Linked DNA regions of Homo sapiens: all the other regions are linked to region 2. A link is an interaction called in ENCODE POLR2A ChIA-PET data of the cell type or tissue named here. Cell type or tissue: CD4-positive, alpha-beta T cell. All regions are shown on one strand.

Region 1 (8,000 bases), 100 kb after region 2:
AACTCAGACTTGCCCCATTTCAGTTGCTCAAGAGCCGCATATGGCTCTTGGTTACTGTATTGAACAGCACTCTTCTAAATGGCTATAGGAGAGGCTTCTTTTTTTTTTGAGTCAGAGTCTCGTTCTGTCTCCCAGGCTGGAGTGCAGTGGCACGATCTTGGCTCACTGCAACCTCCGCCTCCTGGTTCAAGCGATTCTTCTGCCTCAGCCTCCTGAGTAGCTGGGACTATAGGCACATGCCATCACGACTGGCTAATTTTTGAATTTTTAGTAGAGACAGGGTTTCACCATATTGGCCAGGCTGGTCTCGAACTCCTGGCCTCGTGATCTGCCTGCCTTGGCCTCCCAAAGTGCTGGGATTACAGTCTGTTTTTTTTGTTTTTGAAATGAAGTCTCCCTCTGTTGCCCAGGCTAGAGTGCAATGGCATGATCTCAGCTCACTGCAACCTCCGCCTCCTGGGTTCAGGCGATTCTCCTGCCTCAGCCTCCTGAGTAGCTGAGATTACAGGCACTCGCCACCACACCTGGCTAATTTCTGTATTTTTACTAGAGATGGTTTCGCCATGTTGGCCAGGCTGGTCTTGAACTCCTGACCTCAGGTGATCCACCCACCTCGGCCTCCCAAAGTGCTGAGATTACAGGTATGAGCCACCGAGCCTGGCCTATATGAGAGGCTTCTAATTCTGACTGGTCTCTAATCCACTTGGGGGCAGGACGTGGGTTACCACAGAGTCTTGCATGCAGGAAATGCTCAGTGGTTGCCTCAGGGGTGAGTGAATGGATGCAGTTTTCCCAACAGCTGCTGACAGGGATCACGGCCACTCCCAGGAGTCTCTGCCAAAGTTCCACCTTGTCCGAGAGCTCATGGCGCCACTTCAGAGCCTGGACCTTGAGGTGCAGCAGGTTGTGGGTGAGGGGTGGCAAAAGATGGCTTTCTGGCCCTCTGGGACACCCAGATCTGCTGGGGGAGGGCTTGGTGGCCACTGAGGCTGAATGTGGGCATGCGGGTGGAGTGTCTGACCCTACCTGTGGCTGCCTGGGAAGCAGGACAGTCGGGATGTGGTGTGTGGCATCTGCATGGACAAAGTGTGGGACAAGCCAGAGGCCCAGCGGGTCTTCGGCATCCTGCCCAACTGCACCCATGCCCACTGTCTGGGCTGCCTGCGCACCTGGCGGAAGAACCGGCAGGACTTCCCGCTGGATGTCATCAAGTCAGTGTCATGGGGGTCCCAACAGGGATGGAGGGAAACACCCCAGTGAGGAGGCTGGCCTGGGGGCCTGTGACTATTCTCCCACATTCTACTCCACTGCTCAGGGCGTGTCCACAGTGCCGTGTCCATTCCAGCTACATCATCCCCCACAAGTTCTGGGTGAGCAAGGGGGCCCAGAAGGAGCAACTCATCAGGAACTTCAAGGCTCGGACCAGGTGAGGCTGCAGAGGGAACGAGACTCAGGGTTAGGGAAGTGGAGAAGGTAGCCCCTGATTCATTCTGGTTCAGCCATGGTTCCCAGCCAGTGAATCCCCAAAGCCCTGAAGTTTAGAGTGACCAAAATGGCAGGTGAAGGCATGAACTATTTTCATGATTTCAGAAAGCCCAGTTAATAAGGCCAGGCATGGTAGCTCACACCTGTAATCCCAGCACTTTGGGAGGCCAAGGCGGGCAGATCACCTGAGGTCAGGAGTTCAAGACCACCTGACCAACATGGTGAAACCCCGTCTCTACTAAAAATACAAAAATTAGCCAGACGTGATTGCAGGCGCCTGTAATCCCAGCTACTCGGGAGGCTGAGACAGGAGAATCGCTTGAACCCTGGAGGTGGAGGTTGCAGTGAGCTGAGATTGTGCCACTGCACTCCAGCCTGGGCAACAAGAGTGAAACTCTGTCTCAAAAAAAAGGAAAGAAAGCCCACTTAATAAACGGAGAGTGGCTGAGATAGCAGAAGGAACACCAGGGCCAATTTTCTCTTCTAACTTGGCTCAGAATCAACTTAGAGCAACTCTGGTTCTCTCTGCACCATGAGAAGCCTTGCTTTGGCTTTTATTTCCAATTTGTCATAAGGCAGGAAAGTAAACTGATATGAATACATGTTATTTGCTTAGCTGCTCTTTGAAAACATGGGGTGGCTGAGAAGGGGGCTGAAAGGCAGCCTTATTGGATAGGTCTGAATCTCTTGGGGAGGGTAAGCACTTATTCAAAATCTGGAATTAGCTGCAATTCCAAGTTCCTAACTCCACCTTCCCAAAGGGTTTACTACACTTGATCTATGCAAAGTGTATTTGGGTAAAGGGAGGGATAAAGAAGGAGGCCTCGTCTTCACCCAGGAGATAGTCAGGCGTGTTCTGGAGACACCTGTGAACGCTAATAGCTGCATCAACAAAATTACTGAAGGAAACACTAACTCGAGTGACTCTTACAGAAGGGGAAGTATTTAAGCTGTGCATGGGAAGAACAGGGTTCCTCAGGAGGAGAAAAAAGAGGGTGTCCCAGGCAAAGAGAGATGGAAGTGAGGAAATACAGTTGACCCTTGAACAACTTAGGGGTTAGGGGCACCGAACCCCATGCAATCGAAAATCCATATAGAATGTTGTTGTTGCTGTTGTTGTTGTTGAGACAGAGCCTCGCTCTGTTGCCCAGGCTGGAGTGCAGTGGTGCAATCTCGGCTCACTGCAGCCTCAGCCTCCTGGCTCAAGCAATCCTCCCCAGTAGCTGGTACTATAGGCGCGCACCACCATGCCTGGCTAATTTTTGTATTTTTTGTAGAGACAGGGTTTTGCCATGTTTCCCAGGCTGGTCTTGAACTGCTGAGGTCAAACGATCCACCCGCCTCAGCCTCCCAAAGTGCTGGGATGACAGGCGTGAGCCACCACACCTGGCCATGTATAACTTTTGACTCCCCCAAAACTTAACTAATAACATGCCGCTGACCAGAACCCTTTCGGACAACATAAAGTCAATTAATACAGATTTTATATGTTATATGTATTATATAACATAATATGTATTCTTACAATAAAGTGAGCTAGAGAAAAGAAACGTTAAAATCATAAAGGAGAAAATATATTTACTATTCATTAGGTGAAAGCAGATTACCATAAACGACTTGATCCTCATTGTCTTCACATTGAGTAGAAGGACGAAGAGGAGGGAATTGGTTTTGCTGTCTCCAGGATCTTGTCTGCGTATAAGCTGCCCCAGGCAATTCAAGCCTGTGTTGTTCAACAGCAACTGTACTGGCAGCTGGGCCACCAGTTGGAAGTTTCCCAAGGGGAGCGCTCAGGACTGGATGTGATAGGAGATGGTGTAGATGGAGGTTTATTGTGTGACAGGCTTTGTATCTCGTAAACTGCATGAGGCAGGGACTCTTACTATCCTCATACTGTAGAAGAAGAAACTGAGGGGCTGGGCACGGTGGCTCACACCTGTAATCCCAGCACTTTGGGAGGCTGACGGGGAGGAACTCTTGAGCCCAGGAGTTGAGACCAGCCTGGGCAACATGGTGAAGCCCCATCTCTACAAAAAATATAAAAATTAGCCAGGCATGATGGCACACGCGTGCAGTCCCAGCTACTCAAGAGGCTGAGGCAGGAGGATCACCTGAGCCCCAGGAGGTCAAGGCTGCAGTGAGCGTAATCATGCCATTGCACTCCAACCTGGGTGACAGAGCAAGAACCCTGTCTCAAAAAAAAAAAAAAAAAAAAACAAAAAGGCCGGGCACGGTGGCTCACACCTGTAATCCCAGCACTTTGGGAGGGCAAGGTGGGTGGATTATCTGAGGTCAGGAGTTTGAGACCAGCCTGAGCAACATGGTGAAAACCCGTCTCTACTAAAAATACAAAAAAATTAGATGGGCGTGGTGGTGGGTGCCTGTAATCCTAGCTACTTGGGAGGCTGAGGCAGGAGAATCGCCTGAACTTGGGAGATGGAGGTTTCAGTGAGCCCAGATCATGATACTGCACTCCAACCTGGGCAACAAATGTGAAACTCCATCTCAAAAACAAAAAAAAGTCTGGTATAGTGGTTCACACCTGTAATCCCAGCACTTTGGGAGGCTGAGGTGGTTGGATAACCTGAGGTCAGGAGTTCAAGACCAGCCTGGCCAATTTTGTGAAACCCCACCTCTACTAAAAATATGAAAATTAGCTGCACGTGGTGGCATGCACCTGTAGTCCCAGCTACTCGGGAGGCTGAGACAGGAGAATTGCTTGAACCCCAGAGGTGGGTGTTGCAATGAGCCGAGATTGCACCACTGCACTCCAGCCTGGGTGACAGAGCAAGACTCCATCTCAAACAAACAAACAAACAAAAAACCCAAAAAACAAACAAAATAAACCAGAAAAATGAAAGGAGGTTCCCAGGGCCGCTGCTGTTGCTGGCTCAGAGACTGAGAAGTACAGAAAGGGGCCCCTTAAGATACTTTACTGCCATCTGCTGGAAGATAGAATAAATGTAAAAGCTACACTATGATGCTAGTGGTGTCCGCTTAGATGCGGGGCTTTGGTGCTGTGTACAACCTGCCCAACCTTATGTGTCAGCCTTGAGTGCCCCTTGTTCTTGGGGTAACAGGTTTTGAAGGTGATGGTCGTCGTCTTCTCTCTCATAGCCAGATCCGATGCCGGTTCTTCGTGCGAGGGAATGGCCGCTGCCCCTTCAAATCTGAGTGTATCTACCTGCACCAGCTCCCAGCTAAGGCTGGGACCTCCGGTCCTCCCTGGCCTGAGAGAGTGCAACTGGCCTCTGGGAGTGAGGTGGTAACCGCAGGGGTATGGGGCAGGGGAGGCTGCTGGTCATGGCTTATAATAAATGTTTGTGATAAATATGAAACCTATGGATGGTATCTATGATGCTAATATGGTGCCTACTTAGATGTGGCACCTTTGTGCTATGTACAATCTGCCCAACCTTATATGTGAGTCTTGAGTTCCTCCATTCCTGAGGCAACCAGTGTTGAAGTTGATGGGTTTTCACTGATTTTTCTCTCTACTCCCAGGTGCTGGGCCCAGCATTGTTCCTAAGGGGTGCTGAGCCAGAGGACAATGTGCTCTTCACAGACGGTGCCCTGGCCATGACCTTCTGGGGTTCAGAACTCCTGCAGGACCCCAACAGTTCTTACCATGGCCTTCTGTAATCAGGATCAACTTGAGGAAAATTGGGGTGAGGGGAAGGAGTTTCTAGGTGGTAGGTCTTTCCCTTTTAGGGTTTGGTGGGGGGGCAAAAGTAGCAAGCCCTCCACCCCCATGAACTGCAGCAGTGACACAGCTGGGGACATGGAGGAATGGGGGAGGGCTCCTGGAATGAGGAAGGTTCAAACCCTCTTGCCAGGGCCTTGGTTTTTAACTTTGCTCTTTTGTAGAATGACTCTGAAAGAAAACCAATAAAATGCACCTAAGTTATCATTGCTGGTGTCTGAAGAGTGGTCCGCTCATAGCCCAGCCCCACTGCCAAGTGCAATAAGGCTGCTTCTGCATTCAATCTGTTGCAATATTACTTGTCACTTAGCTTCTGGAAAACTTCACAGTGCATTTTTGCATTATGAAAATAGTAATAACCTCATGAATCTTGTGAAAGGGACTCGGGGATCCACCAGGGTCCTTGAGCCATGTTTAGAACTTTTCCTCCCTGTTCCCTTTCAGGTGGCCAGAATACAGACCTTGGTGGGTGGGAGCCACAGCCACTCAGAGTAAAGCTGTAGGTGAGGATGCACAGGGCATTGCAGGCTTTTTAGCATTCTTGGCCCTGCCTGCTATTCATCAGGTCCCACTCCTCTAACAGCTTGTCATTCGAAGACCCAAAACATCCCCTGTAAAGTTAGAGCTGCTTACCTGAAACAGAAGGTGTCTGGAAGAAACTTCTTTCTTGCTATTTTGGCATTTGCAAAGCAGCCATTATCTAAGAAATATCACTAGTCTTTCCCGACATCTCCCTTGAAATCATTTTGGCTCAAATGGAGATCAGATCAAGCTCAAGATACTCCCATGGCTTTCCATACTATTCAGAGTGAAAGCCCAACTCCTTTCTGTGACCTCAGGCCTCTTAAGATCTGACCTGGTTCCCACTCTGATCTCAACTCCTATTACTATCCAGCAAGTGCCCTCCGTTCCAGCCATGCTTTTGCCCCAGAGCCCCCCCGCCCTCCACAGGGAGGACTGAAATGGTCTTCTCACAGACTTCTATCTGGCTTGCCAACCTCATCTTCACATTCATCTTGCCTGACCACCCTATTTAAAAGCACTTCGTGCTGTGTGTCGGTGTTATGTTCTTTTTGAACACATCACAAACATTGTTTAATTAGCTTTCCGTCTCTCCCCAGTTGTGTGACAATGAGGGCCAGGATCTTTGTTTTGTTCCCAGTATCCCCAGTCCCTAGGTGCTCAGTAAACATTTCCTGAATGAAGGGCTGTGTGTGGCAGCAGAGCTGGGACAGGAAATACAAGCTAGCCCCCAAAGCAAGGTTTAGGAGGCACTGTGGGGCTCTTCTCGCTTATTTCCTACGCTTTGCAGTGATCCCACCCTTGGCTGGAAGCCAAGTTCTCCAGCGGACTTCCTTAAACTGAACCCTAGGAAGTGGAGCCACACCTGGCCCCCTATAAACGACCCAGAGCAAGGTTACTGCTTGGTCTTTGGGAGGAAGTTCAGAAGAAAGTCTTTGGCCGTATTAATAGTGTTAGGTTTTACTGTGACCATGTCATTCTCAGGGATGTTTGTATATCAAATACTATTTCTGGAGAGGACTGAAACCCAAATGATAGCACTTTTGGCCTGTGGAAGAGATGAAGCTAAGTGGGGTGGTAAATTGTGGTCAAATTCTATGGTGAAGTCCATGACAAGCAACATGCCGTCAGCGTAAATACAGCGCGGGTCCTCTAGCACAACAGAACCCCTGACATCCACTCCATTCCACTACTTTGGGGAGTGATGAAGAAAGGGAGAGGGTTGGGGTCGTCAGCGGCGGATCCACCCCTCCATCAACCCCCGCCCCCGCCCCGCTCCAGGCTCCCTGGCCCGACACCGCCCACAAACTAACCACTTGTTTTGTCCACGCCCCCTCCCATGGGCACGCCCCAGGCCTTGGCCCCGCCCACCTACTCCGGCTGGACTTGTGCCCGGCCCTGCCCCTTGCGACCGGCCCTCGCGCCGGCCTCACGTTCAGGCTCCGCCCCCGGCCGCGCCTCCCTCCTTCCCTTTCCGACAGCGCGGGAACGGCTGCGGCTTCGGGCGGCCGGGTTTCTCCGGTCTCCCAACGCCGAGGAGAGCTTGTAACAGGCGCTGGAGCTGGCCCGCCACCGCCGCGTCAGGGACGGCGCTGGAGTCCTCCGTTCCCCTCAGCCTCTGAGCTGAGGCCCCACACCAGAGTAGGGGGCGGCGCGGCACCCGTGCCCCGGCATGGCGACACCGGACGCGGGGCTCCCTGGGGCTGAGGGCGTGGAGCCGGCGCCCTGGGCGCAGCTGGAGGCCCCCGCCCGCCTCCTGCTGCAGGCGCTGCAGGCGGGGCCTGAGGGGGCGCGGCGCGGCCTGGGGGTGCTCCGGGCGCTGGGCAGCCGCGGCTGGGAGCCCTTCGACTGGGGTCGCTTGCTCGAGGCCCTGTGCCGGGAGGAGCCGGTCGTGCAGGGGCCTGACGGCCGTCTGGAGCTGTAAGTCCTCGCCCGCGGCCCCTTAGCAGGTATGGGAGGCGGGGGGCTGTCGGGGGAACGACACACACAGAGGTGAAATAAGCCCCTTCAGCGACGGCCTGCCGCGCACCCTATGAGCAGGGGCACCCTTCACTGAGCACTTGCTGTGTGCGGGACATCGAGGATCCGGGAACTCGAGGCACACGCCTTCTGTTCGCTGTAAGGTATAGTGATGATAAGTGGAGGCAAATCACTTTTGATCGCGTACTTCCATCTCTAAAAAACTGGACTCGTACGTCCAGTGTAAGTATACTTATGTATAAAGTGTACACATGTGTTAAAATACGTACATTTTAAAGTACAAAAATAGATACTTAAAACGTGATGGTGG
Region 2 (8,000 bases):
GTCTAGTCTCTGGCTTTCAAGGACTCCTCCTTACTCTTTTGAGCAGTTTGTTACTTCTGGCCGTGCTTACCCCTTAGTAGTGCTCTCTGCTGTGGTGGCAGGTGAGAGATTTGAGAACAGGTCAAGGCCAGTCCTTGTGGAGCAGCTTGGGCACCAGCAGCCCTAGATGGATAGCTTCTTGCAGTTTGTCCACTCTCATTTTCTGAGAAGGTAGTCATGATTGTCAATTACCAAATTCCTTCCCCATTCAGTGATTTTTGCAGAGTCTGGGTCTGGATTTTCTTTCCTTCTTTCTTTTCTGACACAAGGTTTTGTTCTATTGCCCAGGCTGGAGTGCAGTGGTGCTATCATAGTGCACTGTAACCTCGAACTCCTGGGCTCAAGGGATCTTCCTGCTTCAGCCTCCAGAGTAGCGGGGACTACAGGTGCACACCACCACACTCAGCTAATTAAAAAACAATTTTTTTGTAAAGACAGGCTCTCACAATGTCTCGAACTCCTGGCCTCAAGCAGTCCTCCTCACCTTGGCCTCTCAGAGCACTGAGATTACACTGACTGCTCGTTCAGGTGCCTTTCTCCTTGCCTCTTCACCATGGCCTTCTTGTGTGATATATGCCTTAACCCATTCAGGAAGAATTGCTCCTACTCAGCCTTTCAACCCGACCTGTGGTCCCTTAGACGCCTTCCCTTAGGGCCTGGTAAGAGGATAGACAGTGTAGAGCACTAGCCTGGGAAGCCATTAGGCCTCTGCTTTGGGCCTACAGCTGTCCTGACTGTTGTGCAAGCTGTCTTCAGGGCCTGCAGATTCTGGCACATCCTGGGATAGTGCAGCTCCTCTCTCTCAGGAGTTGGACCTGTCACTTTTTTTTCGTTTTTTTTTTTTTTTTTTTTGAGATGGAGTCTCGCTCTGTCGCCCAGGCTGGAGTGCAGTGGTGCGATCTTGGCTCACTGCAAGCTCCATCTCCCAGGTTCACGCCATTCTTCTGCCTCAGCCTCCTGAGTAGCTGGGACTACAGGCGCCCGCCACCACGCCTGGCTCATTTTTTTTTGTAGTTTTAGTAGAGACAGGGTTTCACCGTGTTAGTCGAGATGGTCTCGATTTCCTGACCTCGTGATCTGCCCGCCTCAGCCTCCCAAAGTGCTGGGATTACAGGCGTGAGCCACCACAACCAGCCTGGACCTGTCACTTCTAAGGGCTTCAGCTATATCCTGTCCCTGAGGCCCACCTCCCTGAGTGCTCTCTGCAGGCTGGGAAGCTGAACAGTGGTGCCTTGCTCCAGTGCCTCTGAAGGGCTTGGAAATTGCAGGACACAGCTTTACTGCTCAGCATTGCCCACACTGGAAACATTCTCTTCCTCCCTACCCAGGTCTCTGTGGGCTTTGTCCGTTCTGCCAGGCCCTTGCTTATATGATGTCAGAAGCCCTGTGCCCGGTGCCATTGTCAATGCCATGTCCCAGATTACCTAATGGCTGCTTCTTGGAGATGGTTTGGTGTCCATGCACATTTTTCTCTGCCGTTGGAGCCAGGGTGAGGAGCTGCTTGCAACAGCTGGATTCCAGGGTGTCAGAGGAGCCCTTGGAGCTTGCCTTGAGCCTGGCAGGGAGAACATGGCCCCTTGCATCAGGTTTCAGACATATGGGTCTTCTTCCTTGGCAGATGGCTCCTAGCCTTCATAACTCAGCAGGCTGGTGATTGGCATGTGACTCCAGTTCATTCTGCAGGGGCTTTGGTGAAGGCATCAACTATGACTCAGGACATCTTCATTTATGAGCTTCTACCCAGCTCCCTTCTTACCTTGCCTGCGCCTTCTGCGCCGACCTGATAAAATCAGCAAAGCCAGTGTCTGCTTACTTGGGAGTGAGCAGACTCCTTCCAGGATTGGGGAAATATTTGCTGACTCAGGCTCAGAATCACATCTCAGGGTGGTGTGTAAGGGACCGACGAGGAGCCAGATTACCTTAGGAACACTCTTTGAGTTACGGTGGGTATAACTTATTAGAGTTGCTTTGAGGGCCCCTGGCACCTGTCAGCTAAAGCTGTTGGGGTTTTTTCTATCCTGCAGTGTTGTACAGTGTTTTGGGCATGCACGTGATACTCACACAGTGGCTTCTGCTCACCAACAGATGAAGACAGATGCACCAACGAGGTAATCCCATTTTCTTTACTCAGGGGTCTCTGACCACCACTGACACAGGATCCAGATTTAAGATCCTGACCTTGAAGATGAAATAATTTCACTAGGGCTTATTCCCAGATTCCAGGTTCCTGTCACAGCATCTGGTACCAGTTGCTTATGCATAGTATAGGCATTTATTAAGTAATTATTGAAAGTCTATGGCTTACATAGTTTTTTCAGGAGCATGGAGATTCCCACCTTTGCGCCCATTAAAAGATAAACTCCACAGGGCAGGGAGTTGTTTTGCTGCCTGTTGTGTCTAGGATAGTGCCTGGCACAGAGGAGATAATGAATAAATTTTTGTTGAATGAGTAAATGAACGAACTTTCGTCTTTGCCTATATGGGTACCTAGGGTGCCAGGCCACAAAGATGGTGTCCATCATTCTCTCTTATTAGGGGGCAAATATATATATATATATATATTTTGTTTGTTTGTTTGTTTTTGAGACGAAGTCTTGCTCTTGTCCCCCAGACTGGAGTGCAATGGCGTGATCTTGGCTCACTGCCACCTCCTTCTCCTGGGTTCAAGTGCTTCTCCTGTCTCAGCCTCCCAAGTAGCTGGGATTATAGGCACCTGCCACCACGCCCGGCTAATTTTTGTATTTTTAGTAGAGATGGGGTTTCACCATGTTGGCCAGGCTGGTCTGGAACTCCTGACCTCAGGTGATCCGCCCGCCTCAGCCTCCCAAAGTGCTGGGATTACAGGCGTGAGCCACCGCACCTGGCCTTTTTTTTTTTTTTTTGAGATGGAGTTTCGCTCTTGTTGTCCAGGCTGGAGTGCAATGCCGTGATCTCGGCTCACTGCAACCTCCGCCTCTTAGGTTCAAGCGATTCTCCTACCTCAGCCTCCTGAGTAGCTGAGATTACAGGCATGCGCCACCACATCTGGCTAAATTTTGTATTTTTAGTAGAGACGGGGTTTCACCATGTTAGCCAGACTGGTCTCAAACTCCTGATGTCAGATGATCTACCCGCCTCAGCCTCCCAGAGTGCTGGGATTACAGATGTGAGCCACTGTGCCCAGCCGGGAACAAATATTTTTAAGTGCCAACTATGTGCCAGGCACTTGGGAAATGATAATAGTAAAAAACAGATCCAATCTCTGCCTCATGGGTCTGTGGTTTGCTGGTATATATGAGAGCTGGCCATAACACACAGAATTGTTTCTTCCATCTCTGCAGGGGTAGGAGGTTCTCACCAAGAGTCTGAACAATGCTCTGGGTTCCCATTGCTGTTTCCATGTTCTCAGGATGCCTGGCAGGTTTTATAAACTCTCAGAAGTGGAGCTCCAGGGAATACAATGTTCATTGTCCTATTTGGAAGGCTGGGTTGTTGTGGGTCCCTGCTGGGGGCCGGGGAAACGTGGGCCTCCTGCCTGATTTGTTTTAATCTCTGAAGTTCAGTGGTTCCAGTAGCTGTTTGTGGGCTTCACTTCCCCTTCTCTGCCTTTAACACCCTGCAGGTTTTCCTGTTGTCAGACAGGGTGGTGAGTCCCTGTGTCTCTCTGTCTGTGGGGGTCAGGTTGTTTGTAGATCTTTCAGGAAGGTCCTGGGTGGGGGGCCCTCCTGCTTTCAAACCCATACCAAGTGCTTTCCTCTGAAGGGAATGTGAGGGAGGAAGAAGGGGGGAGTTTCAGAGACTTCTGAGGTTCCCCAAGAGGGAAGAGGTCAAAGTACCTCCTGAGCGGGGAGAGCTACTGAGTTGAACTGATTTGCTTTGCCATTTGCTTTAGCAGCAGCCAGGCCCAGTGGCAGCAATTGTACGTGCATTTCCAGGGGTCAGTTGTCCAGTTCATCCCTGAGCCTTGAGCTCCCAGTCGCAGGTAGGAACTTCTCTTCTCCTTTCTTTTTTTTTTTTTTTTTGAGACGGAGTCTCGCTCTGTCACCCAGGCTGGAGTGCAGTGGCGCGATCTAGGCTCACTGCAAGCTCTGCCTCCTGGGTTCACACCATTCTCCTGCCTAAGCCTCCTGAGTAGCTGGGACTACAGGCGCCCGCCACCACGCCCGGCTAATTTTTTGTATTTTTAGTAGAGACGGGGTTTCACCGTGTTAGCCAAGATGGTCTCGATCTCCTGACCTCGTGATCCACCGGCCTCGGCCTCCCAAAGTGCTGGGATTACAGGCGTGAGCCACCGCGCCCGGCCTCTTCTTTCTTTCTTGATTGGGTACTGCTATATCACCTAGGACCAGGGGTGTGTCCAATCTTTTGGCATCCCTGGGCCACATTGGAAGAAGAATTATTATCTTGGGCTATACATAAAATACACTAACACTAACAATAGTGATGAGCTAAAAATAAAAATGGCAAAAGAATCTCATGTTTTAATAAAGTTTACGTATTTGCGTTGGGATGCATTCAGAGCTCTCCTGGGCTGCATGCAGTCATGGGCCATGGGTTGGATAAGCTTGGCCTCCCTAGGCAGTCCTCTCACCACAGCCTCCCAAGTAGCTGGGACTACAGGTGCACACCACTGTGCCTGGCTAAGTTTTTTTTTTGTTTGTTTTTGTTTTTTTTTAATTTAATGGGTACATAGTAGTAGGTGTATATTTCTTTTTTTCTTTTCTTTTTTGTTTTTTTGAGATGGAATCTTGCTCTTGTCACCCAGGCTGGAGAGCAATGGCACAATCTTGGCTCCCTGTAACCTCCACCTCCTGGGTTCAAGCGATTCTCCTGCCTCAGCCTCCCAAGTAGCTCAGATTACAGGCGCCCGCCACCACGCCCAGCTAATTTTTGTATTTTTAGTAGAGATGGGGTTTTGTCATGTTGGCCAGGCTGGTCTCGAACTCCTGACCTCAAGTGATCTGCCTGCCTCAGCCTCCCAAAATGTTGGGATTACAGGCATGAGCTACCACACCCGGCCTTGTATGTCTTCTTTTGAGAAATGTCTATTAAAATCTTTTGCCCATCCTTTTATTAGATTATTCGTTTTTTTCCTATAGAGTTGTTTGAGCTCGTTATATATTCTTGTTATTAACCCCTTGTGAAATGGGTAGTTTGCAAATATTTTCTCTCATTCTGTGGGTTGTCTCTTCACTTTGTTGATTGTTTCCTTTGCTGTGCAGAAACTGTTTAATGTGATGTGATCCCATTTGACCATTTTTGCTTTGGTTGCCTGTGCTTGCGGGGTATTGCTCAAGAAATTTTTGCCCAGACCAGTGTCCTGGAGATTTTCTCCTGTTTTCTTGTAGTACTTTCATGGTTTGAAGTCTCAGATTTAAGTCTTTATTTTGATTTGGTTTTTGTGGATGGCAAGAGGTAGGGGTCTAGTTTCATTCATCTCCATATGAATATCCAGTTTTCCAAGCACCATTTATTGAAGAGACTGTCTTTTCCTCAGTGTATGTTCTTGGCACCTTTGTCAAAAGTGAGTTCACTGTAGATGTGTGGATTTGTTTCTGGGTTCTCTATTCTGTTCCATTGGTCTATGTGTCTTTTTTTTTTTTTTTTTTTTTTCTCTGAGACAGAGTTTTGCTCTGTTGCCCAGGATGGAGTGCAGTGGCGTGGCGTGATGTTGGCTCACTGCAGCCTCTGCCTCCCGTGTTCGAGCAGTTCTCCTGCCTCAGTCTCCCAAGTAGCTGGGATTACAGGCATGTGTCACCATGCCTGGCTAATTTTTTGTGTTTTTAGTAGAGATGGGGTTTCACCATGTTGGTCAGGCTGGTCTTGAACTCCTGACCTCAGGTGATCTGCCCACCTCGGTCTCCCAAAGTGCTGGGATTACAGGCATGAGCCACCGCGCCTGGGCGAAAGATGGCTTATTTTGAAGTCAACTTTAGAATATTATAAAACAGCATTCTCAAACTTTTTGGCCTCAAGATCCCTTTAGATTCTTTTTTTGTTTGTTTGTTTGTTTTTGTTTTTTGAGACGGAGTCTCTCTCTGTCACCCAGGCTGGAGTGCAGTGGCACAATCTCGGCTTACTGCAAGCCCCGCCTCCCGGGTTCATGCCATTCTCCTGCCTCAGCCTCCCGAGTAGCTGGGACTACAGGTGCCCGCCACCACGCCCAGCTAATTTTTTGTGTTTTTAGTAGAGACGGGGTTTCACCATGTTAGCCAGGATGGTCTCAATCTCCTGACCTCGTGATTCACCCGCGTCGGCCTCCCAAAGTGCTGGGATTACAGATGTGAGCCACTGCGCCAGTCCCTTTAGATTCTTAAAAATTATTGAAGACCCCAAGGGCTTATGTTTACCATGTTAGAAGTTATAATAGGCCGGGCGGGTGACATTCGTTAATATCACCACTGATCTCATTTTTAAAAAGTCTTTAAGTATTGGGAAGCTGTCGGGCTCACAGTGGTCAATACACGTTTTCTAAATTTGAGTTTTCTCTTGAAAGTTTGATTTTTATCATTGGTAACATACTGTTGGTTCTTTTGTTTGATTTTGTCTGAGATAGCATCTCCCTCAGTCACCCAGGCTGGAGTGCAGTGGTGCAGTCATAGCTCACTTGCAGCCTCCAACTTCTGGGCTCAAGTAATCCTCCTGCCTCAGCGTCCAGAGTAGCTAGGACTACAGGTATGTGCTACCATGCCCAGCTCATTTTAAAATTTTTTGTAAAGATGGTGTCTTGTGATCTTGCTACATCGACCAGGCTGGTCTTGAATTCCTGGCCTCAAGTGATCCATCTGCCTCAGCCTCCCAAATTACTGGGATTATAGGCATGAGCCACCACACCCAGCCTTTTTTTTTTTTTTTTTTTTTTTTGATATGGGGTCTCACTCTTGCCCAGGCTTGAGTGCGGTGGCACAGTCTTGGCTCACTGTATCTAGCCTTGACTTCCAGGCTCAAGTGATCCTTTCATCTCAGCCTCCCAAGTAGCTAAGACTACATGCATGCACCATCATGCCCACCTCATTTTTTAACTTGTTGTAGAGATCAGGTCTCCCTGTGTTGTCCAGGCTGGTCTCAAACTCCTGAGCTCGAGCCATTCATTCCTGCCTTGGCCTCCCAAAGTGCTGGGATTAAAGGCATGAGCCACTGTGCCCAGCCAGTTCTTTTTTGTTTTGTTTTGTTTTGTTTTGAGATGAAGTCTCACTCTGTCACCCAGGCTAGAGTGCAGTGGTGTGATCTCGGCTCACTGCAACCTCCGCCTCGTGGGTTCAAGTGATTCTTCTGCCTCAGCCTCCCAAGTAGCTGGGACCACAGGCGCGCACCCCAATGCCCGGCTAATTTTTGTATTTTTTTAGTAGAGATGGGGTTTCACCATATTGGTCAGGCCGGTCTCGAACTCCTGACCTCATGATCTGCCCACCTCAGCCTCCCAGAGTGCTGGGATTACAGGCGTGAGCCACCGCGCCCGGCCACAAAGAATATTTAAAAGACAGATATCAAAGGTGGAGATTTTAATAAAGTTAGTTTTTATTTATTCATCTAGGACATTCTTAAATTGGCATTTTATTGTCTTTCATGGTTCTGTGGATTAACTGGGCCCAGCTGGGTGGTTCTTGCTTGGGATATGTCATGTTGCTATAGTCAAATGAAGACGGGGCAGGTGTCATCTGAAGGCTCAGCTGGGCTGGGTGTCCACGCTGGCTTAGGCACATGGGTGGCACTTGATGCTGTTGAATGGAGTGCGTATACATGACCTCTCTATGTGCCTTGGGCTTCTCATAGCATGAGAGCTGGGTTCTGAGCAGAAGCATTCCCAAAATGAATGTATTGAGAGATTCAGAAAGAAATGTCAATGTTTCTCATGTCCTAGCCTTGGAAGTTACACAGTGCCACTTCCTCTATTCCCTTGGTCTCAGGACCAGTTCAGATTCAAGGAGAGGACTACACAAGGGTGTGAATACTAAGAGGCGTGATTCACTGAGGAGAGAAAC
Region 3 (8,000 bases), 71 kb after region 2:
GGGAGGCAGAAGTTGCAGTGAGCTGAGATCGCGCCATTGCACTCCAGCCTGGGGAACAAAAGCGAGACTTCATCTCAAAAAAAAAAAAAAAAAAAAAAAAAAAAAAAAAAAACACCTTCTTAGCACATTGTTTGGTCAAACAACTGGGCACCGTGGCCTAATCAAGTTGATATGTAAGACCAACATAGCCGCTGCCAGCAAGTTACTAACACTTCTGAGCCTTGGAGCCTCGGCTTCCTTGCCTGTAAAGTGGGGGTAAGAAGACCATCTTGAAAGGTTGTTTTGAGGTTTTACGTGAGATGAAATGGGTGTCCAATGGAGTGCCTTTAGCAGGACACCTGCTTACCCCCACCTCTACCCAGGACATCATGATGCGGGGGAAGTGGTGGAACCTTCAGAACCCAGCCCCTAGTATGAGAAGAATTCTGCCATCACCTTTCTTTCAGCAGAGAGGGAAGCAGTCCCCTTCCGTGACAGTCACATGCGTGAGTGATGGCTCCTTCCAATATCCTGCACTTCTTACTGCCCCTTACCTGGCGTTGCTCCACTCTGTCTCATGTTCTAGTTTTCTTATCTCTTTCTCTTTTTTTTTCTATTTTATTTTTTTCCTGTAGGCACAAGTGAGTTACAGTAGGTTAAGTTACACCTTACCTTTCCTTGTTTTTCTTGTTTATTTATTTGTTTATTTATTTTTTTGAGACAAGGTCTTGTTCTGTCACCACAGGCTGGAGTACAGTGGTGCAATCACAGCTCACTGCAACCTGGACCTCCCAGGCTCAAGTCATCTTCCCACATTCAGGCAATCCTCCCACCTCAGCCTCCCAAGTATCTGGGACTACAGGCATGTGCCACCACACCCAGCTAGTTTTTAAAATTTTTTATAGAGATAGAGACAGGGTCTCACTATGTTGCCCAGGCTGGTCTCAAACTCCTGGGCTCAAGTGATCCTCCCGCCTCAGCCTCCCAAAGTGTTGGGATCACAGGTGTGAGCCACTGCACCTGGCCTTTTGTTTTTTTTAAGTAGAGACAGTCTTGCTTTATCACCCAGGCTGGTATACGATGGCACAATCACAGCTCTCCTAGGCTCAAGGATTTTCCTGCCTCAGCCTCCTCAGTAGCTGGCACTATAGGCAGGTGCCACGACACCCAACTATTTTTTTTTTTTTACTTTTTATAGAGACAGGGTCTCACTATGTTGCTCCTGGCCTCAGGTAATCCTCCTGCCTTGGCCTCCCAAAGTACTGCGATTACTGGCGTGAGCCACCACACTCAGCCGAGTGCAATGGCGCGATCTCAGCTCACTGCAGCCTCCGCCCCCCTGCCCCCGGGTTCAAGTGATTCTCCTTCCTTAGCCTCCCGAGTAGCTGGGACTACAGGCATGTGCCACCACGCCCAGCTAATTTTTGTATTTTTAGTAGAGATGGGGTTTCACCATGTTGGCCAGGATGGTTTCAATCTCTTGACCTCGTGATCCGCCCGCGTCGGCCTCCCAAAGTGCTGGGATTACAGGCGTGAGCCACCACACCCAGCCCTGCTGTTACCTCTTTCTTACCTCAGCTATTTGAGGATAGAGTCTAGGTCCTGTCCTGCATATAGAAGGTGCTTATCATGTGTCTTTTGAGTGAACACAGAGGGTGACATTGTCACGTGCAGTGCCAACAGAAACCAAATGACTAGACACCTGCTGACCTTCCATGGCCACAGGGAGGATGAGAAAGGCACCTCCAGGAGGTGTGAATAATCTGAGGGTATTGGCCACTGTGGACAAGACTCGGTGGTGGAAGTGAGCTCAGAGATCCAAAGGGAACGTGAGTAGAGACATGCAGAGTCTCGCAGAGGAAGCAGACGTGCAGGCCACAAAGACAAAATTACAAGAAATGCCCCAACACGAGCATATGCTCACGGACTGCACAGATTCAAGGAGGAAGTGCCAGAAACCCTGCCTGCCCCAGCATCTGCACAGGCATCCACAAAGGGTTTCTGTCATGTTATCTCTTTTTCTTCCAACATCCGGTGCTGTGAGTTTTATTGTCCCTGTTATAAATGCCTCCAGGAGTGGCAGGTCCTGCCCAGCCCCATCAGCCAGTTGGTGCTGCAGTCAGGACACCCAGGCAGCCTGAGGACTGCCAGATGTGCAGAGAGCTATCGCGTGCCTGCTGCGTGCCCAGCACCTCACACAGCTCTCAGTGTCTGACCACGCTGGTGCCCTGGTGGACAAAGTTCCTGCCCTTGTGGCCCTTTTGTCTAGTGGGTGGCTTCCAACAATGAACACACACAGGATATGTCAGGCGGTGACAAAGGCTACTGAGAAGACCAAAGCGGCTTCACCCTCCCAGAGCACAGCTTTTCCCTCCCAGGCCCGAGAGATGTAGGGAGCCCACTGTCCCAGTCTGGGTCAAGAGGAACAGTTACAACACCTTGGAATGACTGAAGTTGGGAGCTAAGGTGCCAGGACAAGACAGGCCATTTTAGGAACCAGAGACTTGTGTTACCCCTAAACCTCACCAGCCAGGAGGGGAGCAGCCCACTGGGTCCTCTCTGCCACAGTTGGGTGCTTCTTGTGCTCCCCCTCCTGTGGTCAGGATAGGGGAAGCAGGCTTTCCTGCTGCCACTCCTAGGACCCAAGGGGAAGCTGGGGGAGTGGGGAGACCATGTGGGAAGGATGGAGTGCACTTTGATTGGTAGCAGGTGGATAGGTACTCCCATGGTGGGGAAATCAAAGTTGCTTGGCCTGTGTAGTAGACAGGTATTACCACAGGCCTGGAAAACATTAGCCTGGGTTTATCTCTGTGGCTTCGGTCCCCCAACATCCCCTTCTACTCAAAATGGCTGATTCTCTGGTTTGGAGGTTTGGCACCTGCTTTTGGGGAGGTTGCTCAGTCATTAGAGAAGAGTGCAGAGGTTGGACGGTCATCATGGCAGAGGTAGGACAGCTGGTATGTGGGGCCATGAAACCAGCTTTGGGCTAGGAGTCAGGAAGCTGAGACTCAGTTCAGGTCCCCTTTCCAAGATGAAGAGATCATTTCCGAGTGTCCAAAGGGCACTGGGAAGAGAATCCTAGCAGTTCTTATGAAATCATCTGACAGCAGATATATCCTGAAGTCATAGCCTTAGCAAACTGCCTTTCTCGCCAACACACTCAACACCCCGTGGTTCAAACATCTATACGTCTGATAGAAAAACTTGGAGAAATTCAGTGTGTTGCTTAATCAATATGACTGATACCTAAGCTGTTCTACTCAAGAAGTTTTCATGGGAATGAACTTGAGCTTCTTGAAGAGATTGTTTACAGCATCCCTGGAGTCTATGCAAGAATAGAACTTCCTGTGGGGGATGGTGGGGAGGCTAGCTCTGCAGAGGTCTACAGTCCTGCAGTTTCTGCAAAACACGTTGCACACATCTCCATATGGGCCACACGGTGGCAACCTCTGAACCAGGAGAGCTGCTTCCTAAGGGCTAAGACCCTCTGTCTGCTTTCTCTCTCTTGCTTTCCTCCCAAAACACAGCCATCCTCCTCCCCACTGCTACCCCATGGTGAGTTCAGCCCAGGAAGCCTCTGACCCAGCCCTGATGGTAATAGCTGCTGTGTACTGGACATCTTCTGTATGTTAGGCTCTGGGAGAAATGCTGTGGAGACTTTTTGCCCATCCTCCCAGAGAAGCTGTCAGTACCCCCTGTTCTAGGTGAAGAAACTGGTCCTCAGAAAGGTTGACTCCCTGAGGCCACACAGCTGTTAAGTGGCTGAGGCGAGGGCTGTGGGGCTGTTCCCACGCCCTGGCTTCCAGGCCTGGCAGCATGTGGAGCTGCCCCTCCATCGTGTGTCCGCAGACCTCTCCCGGAGCTCCTCGCCACCCTCACTGCTGGACCAACTGCAGATGGGCTGTGACGGGGCCTCATGCGGCAGCCTCAACATGGAGTGCCGGGTGTGCGGGGACAAGGCATCGGGCTTCCACTACGGTGTTCATGCATGTGAGGGGTGCAAGGTACGGACTGGGGGGAGCGGTGGCTGGCCACTGAGGCTGTGGTCACATGGTGAATTGACCCTCCACAAAGCTTTCCTTGCCTTGGGGTGGGGCCCTGACTGTACCTATTGCAGAATTCCTGCCCAGGAGGCAGCCAGGCCCTTGTGCTCCAGACCTCAGCTCTGGGCACTGCAGGAGAAGAGGGGGTTCCCTTGTCAAGCCTACCCTGCTGGGCACCTGTGTTGACCCAGCTCTGTGGGTGATTGTGTCCCCCTGGGGACCAGGCAGCTAGGGCAGAATGAGGGTCTTGGGCTGAGCCATCGTCTTACCTGAGGTCTGGGTTTCTTGTTTCTCAAGGCTCAAAGCGGGCTCTGAGAAAAAAGGACAGACATTTGTTTTTCCAGTGATATTTGTGGGTCCTTCCTAACTTCACACCCATCAAAATCTCACAGATTATTTTATTGAATCACCACCTCACAAATACACAGAACCAGATACATTTATGAAGAAATCAAGTTAGCCGTGAGACAATCTTATGTTACCAAACTAACAAAGAAGCTTTTTTTTTTTTTTTTTTTTTTTTTGAGATGGAATCTCGATCTGTCGCCCAGGCTGGAGTGCAGTGGCGTGATCTCAGTTAACTGCAACCTCCACCTCCCGGGTTCAGGAGATTCTCCTGCCTGAGCCTCCAGAGTAGCTGGGATTACAGGTACATGCCACCATGCCTGGCTAATTTTTGTATTTTTAGTAGAGATGGGGTTTCACCACATTGGCCAGGCTGGTCTCGAACTCCTGACCTCAGGTGATCCACCTGCCTTGGCCTCCCAAAGTGCTAGGATTACAGGTGTGAACCACTGTGCCTGACCCAATTTTTGTAGTTTTAATAGGGACGGGGTTTCACCATGTTGGCTAGGCTGGTCTTGAACTCCTGACCTCAGGTGATCCACCCACCTCGGCCTCCCAAAGTGCTGGGATTACAGGCGTGAGCCACTGTGTCCAGCCCCAACAAAGAAGCTTTAGGACTTCTTTAGACATTTAAAATAGTTGTGTTTTTTTTTTGTTTTGTTTTGTTTTATTTTGTTTTGTTTTGTTTTGAGATGGAGTTTCACTCTTGTTGTCCAGGCTGGAGTGTAATGGCGCGATCTTGGCTGACTGCAACCTCCACCTCCCGGGTTCAAGCGATTCCCCTGCCTCAGCCTCCTGAGTAGCTGGGATTACAGGGGTGTGCCACTACACCCAGCTAATTTTTCTGTATTTTTAGTAGAGACGGGGTTTCACCATGTTGGCCAGGCTGGTCTCAAACTCCTGACCTCAGGTGATCCGCCCACCTCGGCCTCTCAAAGTGCTGGGATTACAGGCGTGAGCCACTGTGCCTGAACTAAAATAGTTTTAATTAAAGTTTTAGAATTACTTTCCTTCTCCATCTCCCCTCCAAAAAAATTTCTTCTCGTTACTTCCAAATGTCAGGAGTGTTTACACCTTATACATAATCGGGCCCTTTGGCACAGCCTCCCTCCCACCTCCTGGTGGCCTTTCCTCACCTGTTCTTGGTGCTTCAGGGCTTCTTCCGTCGTACGATCCGCATGAAGCTGGAGTACGAGAAGTGTGAGCGCAGCTGCAAGATTCAGAAGAAGAACCGCAACAAGTGCCAGTACTGCCGCTTCCAGAAGTGCCTGGCACTGGGCATGTCACACAACGGTGAGAGCTGACCAGGGCAACTCACGGGCTGCTGGCTCCACACAGCCTGAAACCAAGGTCCAGGGAGCCCTTGGGGCAGCCTAGAGGGGGCACCTGTAGAGCAGTGCCTGGCGCACAGTAAGCACCATGGCTGTTGGCTGTTGGCTTTGCTGATCTGGACCTTGGATCTTAGAGCCTAAGACCTGCCACTTCCTCAGACTGCCAGCATCTACCATGGGTCCCAGGCGTGGGGTAGTGTTTACCTCCCTATACCTGAGGTTTACGCATTCTGGCCCAGAAGGGAACTGATAATTGATACCAGCTTGAACAATTTGGGGAACACCAGTCCCAGAAACTCAAGCCTGTCTCAGATGACCTGACACAGCATGAAAGCTACTGCCAAGGCCAGGTGGCCCTTCTTGGTTATAGAAGGCAGGCAGTAACCAGTAAGTAACCACATTTGTCAACTGCCAGGAGCCAGGCAGAAGTTTCTTGGAGGTCACCCACTCCCAGGAGACAGAGCCTTCTCTGCCCTGTGCTCCAGGCCTCCTGCAGAGCCTTGTCTTCGGACCCCAGGGTAGGATATTGCAAAGCCCACCTGTCCCCTCAGTACCTCTCTGAGTAAGACCCCTAGAGGACAGGGGAGAGCCTCTTGTGATCTCTACAGGCAGGTTAGCTGCTTGGCCAGCTTTTACCCAGGGATGCCCTAACTGCCTTGCATCTTAGAGGGTAGCAGTACCTGAGCCCTCCATTTGCGGCTCTCCTGGGTAATGGGGTCTGGCAGGTCTGGGTTTGACTCCTTTCTTAGGAAATCTCGGAACTGACTGAATCCCTCTCCTTACGCTAACTCCAGGAGAAGTCGAATTCGTATCCTACTCAATTACTAATGACAACAATTTTTGAGTGCTTACTATGTGAGGATTCTTATTTAATTGATCTAATAACTCAGTAAGTTTTAAAAAGTATTAGCCTCATTTTTCTGATTAAAAAAGAAAAGTGGCCAGGTGCAGTGGCTCACACCTGTAATCCCATCACTTTGGGAGGCCAAGGTAGGAGGATTGCTTGAGTCCAGGAGTTTAAGACCAGCCTGAGCAACATAGTGAGACCTCATCTCTACAAAAAAAAAAAAAAAAAAAAAAAAAATTTAGCCAGGCTTGGTGGCGTGCACCTGTAGTCCCAGCTACTCAGAAGGCTGAGGCGGGAGGATCACTTTAGCCCAGGAGGTCAAGGCTGCAGTGAGCCATGATTGTGCCACTGTACTCCAGCCTGGATGAGAGTGAGACCCTGTCTCAAAACAAAAAAAGAAAAAGGCTGGGCATGGTGGCACATGCCTATAATCCTAGCACTTTGGGAGGCCAAGGCGAGTGGATCACCTGAGGTCAGCAGTTCAAGACCAGCCTGGCCAAGATGGTGAAACTCTGTCTCTACTAAAAAAAAAATACAAAAATTAGCCAGGCATGGTGGTGGGCGCCTATAATCCCAGCTACTCGGGAGGCTGAGACAGAGAATTGCTTGAACCCGGGAGGCAGAGGTTGCAGTGAGCCGAGATCGTGCCACTGCACTCCAGCCTGGGAGACAGAGCGAGACTCTGTCTCAAAAAAAAAAAAAGAAAAGAAAAAGAAAAGTGAAGGAGTCTGCCCCAAGTCACAAAGCTAGTAAACTGCTGAGCTGGAACTCAAGCCCAGGCCTTTGTCACCAAAGTCTGTCTTACCCCAGCTAGCGTAGCTCAGTCACTCAGTAAGTTAGAGTCCTTGTGTGCTGGGCACTGTGAACAAAACAGACAAAATCACTGCTCTTGCAAAGATACACCAAAAAAAAAAAAAAATCACATCTTGTGGAGCTTGCGATCTGGAGGGGCCACCCCATCATTCCTACCTTGCTGACTCTAGAGCTTCTGGGGGCCTTAGGCTCCAAAAGGATTTGGCCCATGCACCTGTAAAGGGATGGGGATGTCAGAGGTGCTGGGGCCTGCCTGGGCTCCTTGCTGACTGCCCCCTTCCCTGTGCAGCTATCCGTTTTGGTCGGATGCCGGAGGCTGAGAAGAGGAAGCTGGTGGCAGGGCTGACTGCAAACGAGGGGAGCCAGTACAACCCACAGGTGGCCGACCTGAAGGCCTTCTCCAAGCACATCTACAATGCCTACCTGAAAAACTTCAACATGACCAAAAAGAAGGCCCGCAGCATCCTCACCGGCAAAGCCAGCCACACGGCGGTGAGTGTTGCTGCTGCTTGGCCTGGCAGCATCCTGGGCTCTGGGTCCCACTGCCGCCTGCCTGACTCCGGGAGAGCCAGGCCTTCTCCCTCCCTCAACTTCATGGTGCAGGCAAGGGACATGGGGAGCACAGGGTGGGGGTCTCCCGAG

The links. Peaks named below come from ENCODE experiments on the same cell type or tissue, not always from the same donor. Only the 100,000 strongest peaks of a DNase experiment are listed, where the experiment ranks them.
Region 1: POLR2A ChIA-PET joins it to region 2 with 16 read pairs; 25 of 35 experiments call an interaction of 5 or more read pairs at or near these places.
Region 3: POLR2A ChIA-PET joins it to region 2 with 10 read pairs; 23 of 35 experiments call an interaction of 5 or more read pairs at or near these places.

What each region holds. Positions count from the first base shown.
Region 1 is chr6:35,445,164-35,453,163 of GRCh38, forward strand. FANCE (FA complementation group E) reads left to right here and starts at 7,175. Exons shown (of 10, transcript NM_021922.3): 1 at 7,175-7,630. The coding sequence starts at 7,383. It also overlaps the pseudogene MKRN6P. RefSeq lists a silencer at 6,826-7,725. In CD4-positive, alpha-beta T cell, CTCF peaks have their summits at 4,441 (motif pointing left) and 4,642; DNase peaks (open chromatin) are centred at 4,428 and 7,088; H3K4me3 peaks cover 1,532 bases; H3K27ac peaks cover 649 bases.
Region 2 is chr6:35,345,004-35,353,003 of GRCh38, forward strand. PPARD (peroxisome proliferator activated receptor delta) reads left to right here. Exons shown (of 8, transcript NM_006238.5): 2 at 2,064-2,147. Among named protein-coding and RNA genes, the nearest start is that of PPARD, 6.4 kb to the left of the region's middle. RefSeq lists an enhancer at 3,671-3,920. In CD4-positive, alpha-beta T cell, no CTCF peak of the experiment used is centred here; a DNase peak (open chromatin) is centred at 3,638; H3K4me3 peaks cover 408 bases; H3K27ac peaks cover 2,717 bases.
Region 3 is chr6:35,416,299-35,424,298 of GRCh38, forward strand. It overlaps PPARD (peroxisome proliferator activated receptor delta), which reads left to right. Exons shown (of 8, transcript NM_006238.5): 4 at 3,829-3,983; 5 at 5,522-5,660; 6 at 7,648-7,850. Among named protein-coding and RNA genes, the nearest start is that of FANCE, 32 kb to the right of the region's middle. In CD4-positive, alpha-beta T cell, a CTCF peak has its summit at 3,439 (motif pointing right); a DNase peak (open chromatin) is centred at 3,393; H3K27ac peaks cover 857 bases.